Linked DNA regions of Homo sapiens: region 1 is linked to region 2. The links are chromatin loops, found by intact Hi-C in ENCODE. Cell type or tissue: PC-9. All regions are shown on one strand.

The links. A loop is a pair of places that touch in the nucleus more often than their neighbours do. Peaks named below come from ENCODE experiments on the same cell type or tissue, not always from the same donor. Only the 100,000 strongest peaks of a DNase experiment are listed, where the experiment ranks them.
Region 1: it touches region 2 in a loop (3-fold over the local background); 2 of 110 quality-filtered maps call a loop at or near these places.

Annotation. Positions count from the first base shown.
Region 1 is chr5:33,147,324-33,149,823 of GRCh38, forward strand. No RefSeq gene overlaps it. Among named protein-coding and RNA genes, the nearest start is that of LINC02160, 81 kb to the right of the region's middle. In PC-9, no CTCF peak of the experiment used is centred here; a DNase peak (open chromatin) is centred at 1,098; H3K4me3 peaks cover 1,106 bases; H3K27ac peaks cover 2,084 bases.
Region 2 is chr5:33,049,068-33,051,567 of GRCh38, forward strand. LOC105374715 (a long non-coding RNA gene) reads right to left here and starts at 336. Exons shown (of 3, transcript NR_188269.1): 1 at 168-336. In PC-9, no CTCF peak of the experiment used is centred here; a DNase peak (open chromatin) is centred at 1,044; H3K27ac peaks cover 1,810 bases.

The DNA of each region.
Region 1 (2,500 bases), 98 kb after region 2:
ACACCACTTTCCTGCTTCTTGCAATAGCATGAATACGTTTCCAGATTTTCTTGGAGTTGGGCATGGTTTTGTGATTGGCTTTTTGCCAAAGGAATGGACTTAGAGGTAACGTGCACCCTTTCCAGACCTGATGCATAAAGCCCTCCCACATAAGAGCCTCTGTGCTGTTTCCCCCTTTTCACTGCCTAGGATGAAGACAAGCCACAGGGAAATCTTGGGAGAGTCCTATGTTGAATTTGCCAGAGCCCTAGTATGGAAGAAACCATAGAAAAGAAACCATTATCCCTAAACCATCATCATTTGGAGGTGAGATGCCCAACATGAGGAAGAAATACATTTTTGTGTTGAACCATTGAGACTTGGAGATTTATTTGTAAATAGCAGCTAGAGCTACCTAAATAATACACTAAACAACTACCATTCCAGTTGGTATAAAAGGGCATCTATCATACTTTGGATATATCTCTACTGCCTAATTCTCTGGAGGATGTACCTTAATTTTCTGATGGGGTATCATTTTACTCACCTATCTCTGGTCAGCTTTAGCATCAAGGTCAAAATAATAACAAAGAAGGCTGGGTTACTGACTACACAGTCAACATGTTCCTCCATGCAAAGATTCATAGTGTTGTTAATTACTTTCTAAATTGCACTAGAAAACTTAGTTTCTGGATTATTTTATTAATTCATAGGAATGTATGGAACTGTTAGGGATATATGGTTATTTCTCTATCTGTTACAGTAGATAGATAGTTTGGCCTGAAAGAGACTCCACAGGGAAACCCAAGCTGAGTTCAATAGGTCAAGCTACATCAAATACACGTAAACCCAGGAAGTGAAGGGAGAAGTTACACATTTTAACTCTCATAACATTTCCGGAATGTCCTTAGCTTCTGGCTTGGTATTCTCCTTTTACTTAATCTCCTCTCTCTTTCAGCATTCTCTTCACAGAAAGTGTAATTTAAGAACCTGTTGGAAACTAGCAAATTAAAATAGCTCCAAAAATGTTTTTTCCCCTGCAAGGATAGCACTTTAGGGGAAAGAATTAAAGTTACCCTGAAGGCTTCCCTCATGGGAGTGCTCTGCGTTCCAGACTAGTTACTCAACCTTTGGTCATGGACTGAGAGCCTCCCTGTCTCTTGGCCAGCTTTCAGCTCTCAGGACAGTTTTTCTGCATCCACAAACATTTACTGAGAAATTGTGTTTCAAGCCCCGTCTTAGGTACTACACTGAGAATTCAAAGATGACAAAATCTCTCTGTTCTGAAGAACTAGATACCTGAATAATATATTAGACAATGCAATAAGTACTAAAATAGAAATGTGTACAGAATTCTATCAGAGCAGAGAAGACAGAGTGATAAATTCTGTGCAGGTGAGAGCAGTGAAATAAGGGTAGGTAAGGCTCCACAGTGAAGGAGACATTTAAGCCAGCCCCTAGGGTTTATGGGATTTTGACATGCAGAAGCAGGAGAAGGGTTCTGAGTGGAGGCTGTAGTCTCTACAAAGGCCCTAGAGATATGAAAAAACAAATCCACCATAATGTGCTCAAGGAATAGTGAGAGGAGTTCAGAATAACTGGAGTATAGTAGGAGGCATGAAGGGGAAAACTAGAGATAAAATTTTAAAAGGTAGAAATGAGTCTGCCAAAAAGCCCTTTGACATAACTTGTACAGTGGCGAGTGGGGAGGACGGGATGCAATTTATCATCCCTTACTGCTTTTTGAGGAGGATGGAATCAGTAATTTAAAGGGTCTTATGTTTTTTCCTAAATAAGGTGATGAGTGTGGGTATGCATGTTTAGTATATCTGGTCTATTACAAGATATATAAGAAAGTTGATATAGGTACGGGACATAGAAGCTGGGAAGATTTAGGGCCTTCATGCTGGAAAAGTTTTTTTTTAAGTCTTCAAATGGCCACACAGTTGAAAGAAGACTTTGGAAGAGAATGAAAATGTGTGATGAAGATTTATTGAGCCGTTTGCTGTATGGTGAATGTTGTCTGCCACTCCTATGAAATTGTAGATCACTTCTACATTGCTTGTTAATGTGGTGGTATGATGGGATTATTTACTGAAGAAATCAAAGAGGTGCTCAGTTCATCTATTGTTCAAGTTTGATACTGGATGAAAACAGAAGCCGTTCACATGGAAATTACATATTTAGGCCAAATTTTATGTTGATCCTGCAAGCAACCAGAACCACTGATTTTACGTGGCTACGTAATATTACATTGGATTTTTAGGCCTAATAACTCTGCATTAAAGCACGTTAACAAGTGATGGTATAGCAGAGATTATAAAATGCTCATCAACATTCACAACTTTTTTCTTATCCTCATAGCTAAAGCTACATTTTCCAGACTTCCTTGCATGTACATGTCATCATATGATTGAATTCAAACCAATGAAATGTCAGCAGAATTGAGGATACCACTATCCAGTCTAGTCTATTAAAAACATCTTTTACTCTCTTCCATGCTCTTTCTCTTTTATAGCTG
Region 2 (2,500 bases):
TGTCCCTTCCTTACCACAAAAAGCCCAAAACAATGAATTTACAACCATATTTTGACAAAAAAAATAAAATAAAGGAGAGCACTGGAGAACAAGAAAGAAACAGCTAAAATCGGGCAAAGCACAGAAACTCAGGATGATCACATAGAGAAAGGAAGGAGACACCTCACCTCTGCCACACCCTTGCCGCTCACAATCAAACCCCCTAGGAGCTAGGAGGGACTTCTTCCTGTGAAGAAAAGCAAGCAAGAGGACCCAGAAGCCCCTATCACAGCTGTGGACACCTTCAGTCTTCACTGCTGGACACCGCTGCCATCCTCGCAGGTTCTGAGCCCAACTGAGGGAGCTCCCTGGAGTCTAAATCCTGGGCTACGCCCAGAGAAAAAGCAGACACTGTGCCCCACCCCTCTGTGGCCTGTGCTGCTACTACTCTGTGCCCTCTCAGAATCTGAGCCACTGCTAGGGTGTGGCCTGCTCTGGGAGTGAGTAGCCACTGAATCTCTCCATCCTGGAGGTTTAGCCAGCACTATACCACGCTCAGTAGCGAGCCATCATGGGGCAAAGCTGATGCTATAACCTGACCACTAGGGCCAAGCTACCACAGAATGACTTTGTCCCCTATCCTAGTCGCTGGTTTACCCTCTCCTTAGGGCTGAGCAGAAGCGATGTCCCACCTCTGGTGACTTGAAGCCTAGAAATTCCAGAGCAGTCATACCCCTGGTGCCACAGCTGAGGCAGCATCCCACCCCCAGGACTACCCAGCCTCCTTCACATCAGAGCAGTCACATCCCCTTGGTGCCACAGCTGAGGCAGCACTTTGCTCCTAGGCACCCCAGGTCTGCTGCACACCACAGCAGTTGCGCCCCTTAGCACCACAGCTAAGGCAGTGACCCACTCCCTGTGATCCAGGGACTCCACTGACTCATGTAGCCAGGCTTTCCGGGGCCAAGCAGACATGGTGACTCACATCCTAGGGAATCAGAGCCTTGGCTGAACTGTGGCACTCCACAGTCCAGGACAAACAGTCATAGTCTCCTGCCTACCTGGAGCTGGACTAGGGTCCCATAGCCTGAACTGCTGAGCACCCTGCCTCTATGGGAAGTGGAGTCATTGCTGCACTGCTCCCCATCACCCCACTTCCCCCTTGGGCACAGCCACAGTGACATATTGACATTCCTGGGTTCTTACTGCTGTTGCACTTGACCTCACAGAGCCTGGACTACTGTCATGTCCCATCATCCTAGGGCCCAGAGTCACCACAGCATGGTACTTTATCACCCAGAGTCCGAGCTGTCACTATGCTCTCTTGGATCCTCAGTACTGAACTGCAGCTGTGCCTTGCTCCTGGGGACCAAACCCTGCTACAGTGTGTCTTGCTCTGGGAGTGAGTAGCCACTGCACCTCTCTGTCCTGGAAGTTTAGCCAGTACTATACCACAATAGCAAGCCATCCTGGGGCCCTCCAGAGCACTCATTCTTTCCCAGAGCTATGCCAGTGTTGTGCCCCTCCCCACCAGGCTCAGAACCACAGCTATATCACAGCCCCTTGGGCCCAAGCTCCTGGGGTGTGCCTCAGAGCAGCAGACCCCAGGTTAGTGGGAGAACAGCATTCACTCATGCTTTGGAGAGTAAACTGGCACCTCAAGTCCCTGGCGCTACATTAGTTTTATAAGACCTCAAGCCCAGGAAACCAGCTTTGCAGCTGCTCTGAATATCTATGCCCTGGATTCTAGTGCCATTGTCACTTATATGGCTACAATAGCTGCCTGTGACCCATGTCAGTCCCAATACTAAGAGAGATCCTCTTATGGCTATGATTCCCCACTGTGAGAAAGATAAGAATATGAGGATCCCTAAAGCCCTTGCCCTAATAACCTAAGCAGTCACTGTCACTGCCATAATCCCTGCAGCCTAGACCACTGAGACACTTACAGTCATCACTAACATTGATGACAAATGAAGAAGCTGCATGGTAATTATACCACTGCACCTATATGGAATCAGAGCCATTGCACTCTGTTGAACTGGCACCCTCAGGCCCATATGCCAGTGAAAGTCTTTTATAAAAGCCACTCTTTAAAGTTTGGAAGAGATGACTATACCACCAGATGCAGAACATCAATGCTGGTACATAAGAAACAAACAAACAAAGGAAATGTGACACCACCTGGGGAACACAATAATTCTCCAGTAACTGACCCTAAAGAAACAAAAATTTACATCAAGCAGAAGAAAGAATTTATAAACTTGAAGATAGTTCTTTTGAAATGACTGTTAGAGAAAAAAATGAAAACAGAAAGAAAAGAGTGAAGACAGCCTATGAGACTTATGGGACATCATTAAGTGAACAAATTTTCACATTATGGGAGTTCCAGAAAGAGAAAAGAGAGAGAAAGGGAAAAAAGGCATATTTAATTACATAATTGCTGAAAAATCTTCAAGTCTTAGGATAAATATGGACATTCAGATCCAGAAAACTCAAAAGTTTCCAAATAGATTCAATC